Linked DNA regions of Homo sapiens: region 2 is linked to region 1. Evidence: chromatin loops called from intact Hi-C (ENCODE). Cell type or tissue: heart right ventricle. All regions are shown on one strand.

Region 1 (5,000 bases):
AGGATAATAGATTGGAGATAGGCTACTTTGTGACAGTGTCTCTCTGGGTGTGGTGCTTACTTCTGTCTCCAGTAAGAGAGATTAGAGTTGCTCCTGGGGAGGGTTTTTTTGACAATTGAGTTCTTTTAGGAGGCTCTGCTTTTAGGCAGATAAGGATTTCAGAAACTGAAATGCCTTCAGCACAAAATAATTCTTATGCCAAAGTGTAATATTTTAGGATAGCATATCCTGATCCACCTTCACATGCACTGGGAAACTTCTATTAGTTTTTGAACAGTGGAGTGTAATGAAGATGATGTTCTTGTATGGATAGATGGGAGCAAAGAGAAACTAGAGGCAGGGGTATCAGTTGGGAGCCAAATGCTTATGTGTTCATCCACAGGAATCTAAACTGAGATGGTGATTGTTATGGGCAGAAAGAAAGGGATAGATACGAGGCACATTCTAAGGATTATCTTTTGGAATTTGTTCACTCTTAAAATGAAAGTGACAGAAAGAGAAATAGATGATGCGTAGTACAAATAAGTTCACATTCTGGACCAGAACAGGGCGTATTCCTGAACTTACTTGAAAATAATTTGATGACATCTTACTGTTTAATGTAAATGCTTTTAATGTAAACAAGTAGCATTTAATTACATAAATTACTTAGAGTTCTTACACTTTATAGGCTTTCTTTTCTTATACTTGTGTTCCTAAACTTGTGACCGTTTTGTACTGATGATTGGGTAAGTCAAATCATCAAATGACGTAACTTCGTTTGTTTTTCCCTCTCTTTTTGAGACAGCTTCTCACTCTGTAATCCAGGCTGGAGTGTGGTGGCACGAGCTCAGCTCACTGCAACCTCCGCCTCCTGAGCCCAAGTGATCCTCCCACCTCAGTCTCCCAAGTAGCTGGGACTACAGTCACACATCATCATGCCCAGCTAACTTTTTTGAATTTTTTTGTAGAGATAGGGTTTTGCCATGTTGCCTAGGGTGGTCTTAAACTCCTGAGCACTAGAGATCCACCTGCCTCAACCTCCCAAAGTGCTGGGATTACAAGCATGAGCTGCCATACCTGGCAGACCTAACTTCTTTGTGCACATGTTATATGGGTTACTTCACATGCATGAATTCTTTTAAAGATTTTAGCTTATCTGTAAGGAATATACTATATACTATGAGCATTTAAAAATACTTTTCCTGTATCAAATACAATGTTTATTGTAGAAAATCAAAATATGGATGAGCCAAAAGAAAATAAGAACATCCCTTATTTAAGAACATTTAAACATCTTAATAAGAACATTTCCATATGCCCAGGGCTACTGTGCTGCTTTAGTCTTCTGCTCTAAAGTTATTCTGCAGGGTATTCTGTCCATAGCTAATATTGGGAGAAAGGCAATCTAATTAAGCTTATTTACATTAATGAGTATTGGTAATGTGTTACAGTACAGAGAACCTAGGATTTGGAATCAGAACCTGAATCTTAGCAGTGTGCTCAGCCTTCACTACATTTATGACCTTTGGTAATTTAGTTGACCTCAATGATTCTCATTTATAAATGATTTCTCATTTATAAAATGGGAATAATAAAACTTGATTATCAGGGGATTGGTGAGTGTGAAATAAGATAGAAAATGCACAGTAAATGTAGTTTGAAATATGTAAAAAAAAAATGTGTACTAGGGATCATTGATAATGAGTGATGGACTTCTAATTCTTACATTATTTGCTTTTTGAAGTTTCTTGGTCACCCATATTGACCACAGATTGATAGAATCTTAGCTGTTCATTTAAAAAATATATTTTAGAGAATGAAAAAGGGAAAAAGAGTTGGTGTAGGAGTCACTTTGGTAAGCACGCTGACATAGCCTCAGTTTATATACTCAGGGATGCCTTCCTAGAGCTGTTCCTGATTCTCTCTTTCTTTGAATCCACCTGATCTCTAAAAGCTAACTCTATGCCCAAAGGTCAGTCAGCCTCTCCTTATGCTACTCTGCTCCTGCTGCGTGATAGTTGAGGGTAGGAAGGCTTTTGAGTTTAGAGCAGCGTTTCTGAAGCTTTATTGCTTATAAGAATCATCCAAGGATCTTGCTATAAAATGCAAGTTCTAGTTCAGATCATCTGGTATGGTACCCGAGATTCTGAATTTTTACAAACTTCATGGCCTTGCCTCTGATCTGAATATTACACTTTGAGTGGAGTTAAAAAACATGAATGATGTTTTTTATGTGACTTTTTATTTCTAAAGCTATTTGTAACTTAGGGTATTACTCATATTGTTATTACATATACCCTTTAAGATTTCATGTTAATTTCTTCTATTTAATACAGTCTTGTTCTCTGTGTAAAGCCTCAAACTCATTAGTTGCCCCAGGGTAATAATGAGGGTAACCAGTACTAGCATAAAGTGGTTACACAGGAGAACCAATACCAAAGGAAAATGTAACTGATAGTAGCAAGGTTTTTCTTTCATTCTTAAAACTTTGTCAACATCTCTCACTAATAGTAAATTAAATGTGAAATTTAAAATGAAATTACTAGATATACAAATTTGTTACATTTTCACCATGTTACAGAGTATTCATGTAAAAATCACTTATATTTAATAGCCAGTGTATTCATATTGTTTTAAATTAGGATTTTGTCTTAGGAGAGTTATCAAGTTCTATTTATTTCTGTGATACAAAAAATATTCAAATTTATATTATAGAACTCTAAGGAAATGAATACCGGATTTAGTCAAGGCAGAAATACCAAGACACAAGGGGGCACTGTCTTACCATAATCTGACTGATTTTAATTTAGCTTTTTGTTTGCTGTGAATGTCTTTCGTTTCCAAAATTCTGTCTTCTTTGTAGTTAATCATGAAAGCTTAAATATTATACATTCCTCTAAAGCTGTAATACTTAAATCAACTGAGCTTTCAGATTTCACAAATCAAATGTGCTCTTAGCAACATTTGGGAACCTTTCATTGTATTTGGCGTGAAATTGGGAAGAGTGGATGATAATTAGAGATGGTGTAACACACTGTTAGTGTTTAGGTCTGCGGTGGGGAAAATCACTGTAAAAATAATTCAGTTGATTTGGAGAAATATAGTGCCTCTGTTAGGCAGAAATGAGTTGGGATAAAGATTGAACTGTTATAAGCTGCAGCTGCATTTGCCATAAAATACCAAGTTGGTGCTGATGAATGTTTTGTTTTTATTGTCATGGAAACTTGGAGCTGGAGAATGGATATTCTATTCATTTGGGAAAATAGCAGTGCCTTGCATAAAACATAAGGGCCTTCCAAAGCAGTTCCTTAAATAGATATTGGCTGAATATAATCCAAAAAGTTGAGGAAGTAAAAGTGAAATAAATGCAATCATTTCTGGATCACTTCTTCCATTCTCAGTACTAACAATGTAACTATATATTCAGTTATTAAGCTTATTACTTCTAGAAAGTTTAATTCCAGTAAGCATGGTATTTGTTTAACATCAGTGTAATAGTTATCTAACCCTTTAGAGCTATCTTTATATTTATTTCCTTAGTTGTAAGATATCTTTTGGGAACTCTAAACCTATATCCTATTAAACAACTACTTCTGATCCCCAAATAGTTTGTTTTTTAAATTAATCCTGCTTATCTGCTATAATCTTTCATTGAAATATTTTAAAGCATTTTATACTTTTTTTAAAGCTTTACCCAAAATAAACTCTTACCATAAAAGCACTAAGTGAGATCTTTGCATGTTCTAGGGAAAAAAAACAGAAAGTATAAAATAAAAAACCTATAAAGGTGCAGTTAAATCCTTGTGCATATTTTATAAAATTATGAATGGAAAGAGACAGTCACAGGAACAGAAAATGCAAAGGAGTTTTGGGTTCAGTTATCACATATGTGATAATAGCAAAATACAAATATGGAAAATGATAGTAAAATGTAGATAAAGTGACAATACAAATTAAAGCAGAGTTCCTAAACTTTATAATAGGAAAAGGGGAAATTGTGAGTTATAATGGTTTTACCAAAGGTTACTGGCCAAGTTTCATTATCTCTGCAAGGGAAACTAGACTTTTTTTTTTTTTTTTTAAACAAAGTCTTGCTCTTCTGCCCAGGCTGGAGTGCAGTGGTGTGGTCATAGCTCATTTCAGCCTCCAAATCCTGGACTCAACAATCCTCTCACCTCAGCCTTCGAATAGCTGGGAGTACAGGTGCACGTCACCATGCCCTGCTAATTTTTTTTTATTATTATTTGTAGAGACACGATCGCACTATGTTGCCCAGGCTGGTGTCAAACTCCTGGGCTCAAGCCATCCTCCCACCTTGGCCTTCCAAAGTGCTGGGATTACAGGTGTGAGCCACTTTACCAGGTCGATTTTTGTTAACAGTATAATAAAAAGAAAGAAAGAAAGAAAGGCTAGAGTGGGGTTATTTTAGATAGTTTAGTCAGAGAACCCTTCTCTGAGGAAATAATATTTGAATAAATGCAAATGCACCTGTAGTCCCAGCTGTTTGAAGGCTGAACCCAGGGTTTGGAGGCTGGAATGAGCTATGATCACACCACTGCACTCCAGCCTGGGCAGCAGAGGAAGACTTTGTTTAAAAAAAAAAAAAAATTGTCTAGTTTCCCTCACAGACTTAATGCTGTGACAAAAGAACAATTCATACAGAGGGGCTAACAAGCCAAACCAGCAGCCTTCAGTGGGAGGGAACTTGGAAAGTTGGAATGTTCAAGGAAAATGACAAAATACAAGTTTACAAAAATTGTTTTTTCAAAAAATGCTCAAATGGCCAGGCACAGTGGCTCATGCCTGTATTCCCAACACTTGGGAGGCTGAGGTGGGTGGATCACTTGAGTCTAGGAGTTCGAGACCAGCCTGGGTGACGTGGCAAAAAAAAAAAAAAAAAATACAAAATTTAGCTGGGCATGGTGGTGTGCACCTGTGGTCCCAGCTACTCAGGAGGTTGAGGTGAGAGGATAGCTTGAGCCTGGAGGTAGAGGTTGCAGTGAGCCAGGACTGTGCCA
Region 2 (5,000 bases), 380 kb after region 1:
AATAGATTTCTTTACATAGTAGCTGAAGACGCTGGTAAATTTATGTCTGATTTACCATGACTCAGTTAAAAAGTAGCAGAGGGGCATAAAGATGCTGTTCTTGGTTAGCTCAATGCCCTACCGCTTGCTTCAGGACTGTGTTGCTGTCTAGGGCTACTGGAACTGCACTTAAGGCAAGGCATCTATGTTTCTATTTTAAAGTGCCTTCTGCAGATGGGGAAGTAAAGAAGCCTTTGCTGGAGAAACCACAGTTCTTTCCTTCAGGAGGGGATAACAGTGCATACATTATTCCTAGGGCTTTCCCTCCCACCCCATTGGACTTTTGAGTATTGAGACAACCAAGGAAAAAGGGCCCAAGGCTTGCACTGTTGCAGCCCACAGACACTGAGTGGCAGGGACTCCAAGAAGACCAACTTCCTTCTGGTTAAGCTGCCCATTCCTTGACACCCATAGGCTCACCTGCAACTTGTTTGTCATTAATATGAGCCAATTGGGACCTCAATCATAGGGTAAAATCTGCGTCTGTTGACAGATAATGGTCCCTGAGCTCAAGGACACTCACCCTACATCTACCCGTGTTGCGCCTCAGATTCTCCAACCTGATATATTTTCCCTAAATTTTCATCTCATTATTCATTGATGAGCTTGTATTCCTGGCCTCGGAAATAGAGTCTCTGTAGCTACAGAGCGTTTCACTCCTGATACTGTCCACATGAAGGGTCGGAAAAATGCAAAGTTGCCATGTTTGCTTTTTTTCATGTGAATTTGGGACGTTTTCTCAGCAGTGACCTATTGGAACATATGTCTTGAATTATGGAGGAGGAAGACCGTTGTTCTAAACAGTGTTTCTAAACCTTAGTACATGTTAGAATTATCTGGGGAGCTTTCAAATGCAAATGATTATGGGCCCCATGCTAAGAAAAATTGTGATTCCATCAGAAAAAGCTAGAATCTATATTTTAAGTACAGACACCCCATCCTTGCTTGGTGATTCTAACATAAGAAGCCTTGGGATCACTTTTGGGGATAGGCATTCATTTTTAATAGCTAAGTGTTTATCATATGCCTAATAGTGAACATACCCAGATAGACAGAAAGTCTCTCCCTTGCCTTTACGGAGCTTACTACCTTGCAAAAGAGGCAAGCATATAAGAAATAATTTAAAAATAATGTAGCAAATCTATTCTTCTAGGCAATGTGTGTGTGCTGGGGTGGCAGGTGTTGGCAGGCCCTAGGCCCAGAGTGGTGAGTCTGTGGTGTCTTTTGTGGTTCAGGAGAAAGAGCCAGGCAGCCCTGCCTGAGCCAAGAGTGGAGCAGAAATGCATGCACGAACCACATGGAGGCTGAGTAGAGCTGGGTTGGCTTGTCTGCTGCCTGGAGCCCTTGGGATTGGGGTCTAAGAGGAGGAGAAAGGCTGGGGGATTCCTTTGGGGAGGGGGTTGAGTTGGATCCTGAAGGTTCTACAGGAAGCCATTGGGGGCCCTCTGTATTTGTTGTTTTCACAGATTGACGTTTTTTGGGACATGTGTTTTGAGGGTTTTGTCCCATACCATACCTCACTGGTTCTATAACTCCTCCTCACCCTTTGCCCCAACACTGCTAAATCATCGATCAACAGAAACCCCAGGTTTGACCCTGCTTCTGGTGGGTGCCCAGCAGCAGCTGTGCTGGAGCACACTACTGCTAATTCCCCCCCACACTGAACTTCTGATTACCTTTCTTTTTGCCACCATCTTTTCCCCAGCAGCTTTTGTTAACCTTGGTTCTCTGCAGCAATTAACTTCAGCAGGTCGGCCACGTTGGCTGCTTCTCAAAGTGCAGCCAGCCCAACAGAGCCCAGGGACCGGAAGGCCGCTATGGGTCGTGTTTTAGCCCCACATCACATGGTTGGCAGAGCAGATCTGTTCCTATGCTCTGCAAACCAGGAGAGTCCGAAGTGATTTGGAATGTTTTCAAGATCCTGAGTTACTGCCTGTGGCAGCAGCTTGTAAACTGTTAAGCACTGTACAAATATAAACCATTGTTCTTGTGCAGTCACTGCAGGGACACAAGACTGGGTAGGCCCTGAGCTGTTTCTGTAGTGGCCCAGTCAGCCCTCGGTGCCTGACAACGTTTTCGAGATGATCCAGTCTGTGTTTGAGTCAGGTTGCTCTGTTCCGAGTTGTGCGTCTTCTTATTATCCTTGTACCTATGGCCCTAATGCTTAGCCATTTAAAGAAGCCACCATAACTTTCCTATAATATTTTAGGATTTTATTCTGGAGTTGCATGTTGTTTACATAAAGAACATAAGTCTGTGTGACTTTGTGAGATGAGAGCCTCAGGGGAACTAAGGGGAGTATTGCACTCAAGATAGTTGTATTTTATGGTAGGCACTAGTATTTGGTGCTGATTCAATCAACAACCACCTACCTGGCTAGTATTTTATCTGAGTAGTGTCTCTTCCATTTAACACCTTCTGTTCATCAAGTTCACCAACCTGTGTGTTTCCAAATTCCTTTTTGCCTGTGTCTGAGTCCAATTCATGGATTTTGTTGATGACAACTGCCTTTACCCAAATGGACCTTTGTTCTGTGGGGTAGTGTTCTCTTAGCGATTCATTTTTAGTTATTCTAACTGTAAGAACCATCTGCATAGCATAGTAAATACTGGAACATTAGGTGTGATGCTGTGTGTCACAGGATATAAATTGCCAAGTAGGTTTAGATTGTTGTAATGTATAACTTGACCTCGAATTTCAAGCATGAACATTCAGGTTTTCAGACACCATCCTGAATTCCCACCACCAGCAGCCTTGGCCATGTATTTCTGTAGCACGTTGTTTGTCTGCCCCTTCATTCCTGTGGATGTTTTTGGGTAAGTCAACTTTCCTATTTGGTCCTTGAATTTCAGAACCAACAATGCCCTTCTATCTCTGACAGCTTTATTTTGATCTTCTTCCTCATCACGGATTTAACAGATCTGATTGCTTTGCAGTGTGACTATGAAGTTCCCTGTGCCACCCGTTCCTGTGGCTACCTGGTTAGTAGGTGACAGCACTGTCCTTTCCCTGCCATTTGCAGGGAAATCTGAGTCAGACTACCCAGGAGCAGAAGCAGTTGTCTGAGAAGCTCAAAGAGGAGAGTGAGCAGAAGGAGCAGCTAAGAAGGTTGAAGAACGAGATGGAGAATGAGCGGTGGCACCTGGGCAAAACCATTGAGAAACTGCAGAAGGAGGTGAGGGGCTGGAGGAGGAAAGAGGAAGTAGGGCCAGATGTCTTTGTTGGACCCAGTCCCCTCTGAGGGTCTGGTGAAAGCCTGGGAAACCTGCAGTAGGTCTAAGCACAAAAGTGTCAGGGATTTGCAGATCCCAAGAGGCAGCTCTTTGGATTTGTTGAAAAGATAGACACTGGTCTAGAAAACATTAATGCCAGTACCCTCTGGATTCTGGGCACCAGAATCACCTCTTAACAGTTAGTAGAAGAAGGCTGTGTGTCAGTGCAGATGGAACCAATGTTGAGTGAATCAGAATCGACATCTCTGTGCAGAGTCTCTACCTTTGCATCTCTATTGCTTGTCCAGGAGTGTGAAAGGCAGCTTCAGAGCTCAGTAGCTGCTGCTCTTTCTCTTTATGTCTGCCCCACCATACCCAGAAGGGGTAAAGGCACAAAGCTGGCAGGCTTTCTGTATTCTGGGAGTTGACACGAGTGTCTGCTGTTTTCTGACATGTATTATGTACCAGGCACTTTACTAACTATTTTGTTTCTAACTAGAATTTTATCTGTATCTGCTGATAAAATTTTATCTGTATCTGTGGATACTAATTCTGACAACAACCCTGTAAGGTAGATATGATTTCGGTGTTTCCAGTGTGGACATGGCCAGGGCCCAGAGAGGTTAACGACGTGCCCCAGTCATGTACTGGTAAGTGGCACAGCAGCCCTAGGACCCTGAGGCTGTGTGCCTGGCTCCAAAGGACGTGCCTGCTCACTCCTCCATGCTGCTTCCAAGTCACAGGTGCCCACACCTGGCTGACTCAGGATCAGGTGCTGGGCCATCTTTGAGGGGGCCATAGAAGAAAGGGAGAAGAGGAGATGTGCTGTGTGTTGAAATGGGACCCAGACCCTGGTCTCAGAGCATCCCAGGGTGGGCTCACACCCGTGTCACTTCTTCTAGATGGCAGACATTGTTGAGGCCTCCCGTACCTCAACCCTGGAGCTCCAGAACCAGCTGGATGAGTATAAGGAGAAAAACCGCAGGGAGCTCGCAGAAATGCAAAGACAGTTGAAGGAGAAAACGCTGGAGGCAGAAAAGTCCCGACTGACAGCCATGAAAATGCAGGATGAGGTAATGCCTGGCCAGATAAGTTCTTCCTTTATCCCTTATTCAAAGTATCCTTTGCCCTGAAAGTCTTCTGTGAGGGACTTGGGGGTAGATTCGTGAGACAGCTTTGGTGCTTGACTCTTCATTCTTCACCTTCTGGATGGGTTCCGTGGGCAAATGGCATTCTGGAGCACAAAGGACCCACCGGCGGACTGTGAGGCTAAATGGACACAGCTTTAACCTGACCATTTTCTTGATGAATCTATAATTTTTTGCCTAAAATGTTTAGCTGCCATTTATGGAGCAGCCATGATGTGCCCAGCTGTGTCCAGATGATTTATTTATATGCTTTCATGTTTTAATTTAATCCTAGAATAGGGATTACAGTAACTGACTGTTTTTTGGCCATTGATTTTTGAAAATACAGACTTTTATTGGCATGAGGGTGGCGGACAAGAGTTTCACAACAACAATAATGGCGAGTAAAAGAAATCCTCAGGAATTTATGAGTATTGAAATGATTAAAACATTCGTTTTATATTTAAGAATAATTGAGCAAAGAAACCCAAATGCTAGCTCCCTTCAGGCTTGGCCTCTCAAGAACTGAGAAAAAGAAAGGGGATGTTTTTGATTGTTTTAATGGAAAGCCGGAGGCTTCAAAATGTAAGCACAGCCTATGCTGATTTCTAGCTATACCTCT

What was found. Hi-C counts contacts between places; a loop is a spot of excess contacts. Peaks named below come from ENCODE experiments on the same cell type or tissue, not always from the same donor. Only the 100,000 strongest peaks of a DNase experiment are listed, where the experiment ranks them.
Region 2: it touches region 1 in a loop (5-fold over the local background); 49 of 110 quality-filtered maps call a loop at or near these places.

The regions. Positions count from the first base shown.
Region 1 is chr15:57,143,837-57,148,836 of GRCh38, forward strand. The region is part of intron 5 of TCF12 (transcription factor 12); the gene reads left to right. Among named protein-coding and RNA genes, the nearest start is that of SNORD13D, 130 kb to the right of the region's middle. In heart right ventricle, a CTCF peak has its summit at 2,747 (motif pointing right); no DNase peak of the experiment used is centred here; H3K4me3 peaks cover 1,013 bases; H3K27ac peaks cover 2,381 bases.
Region 2 is chr15:57,520,428-57,525,427 of GRCh38, forward strand. CGNL1 (cingulin like 1) reads left to right here. Exons shown (of 19, transcript NM_032866.5): 11 at 3,062-3,214; 12 at 4,154-4,324. Among named protein-coding and RNA genes, the nearest start is that of GCOM1, 69 kb to the right of the region's middle. In heart right ventricle, no CTCF peak of the experiment used is centred here; no DNase peak of the experiment used is centred here; H3K27ac peaks cover 1,110 bases.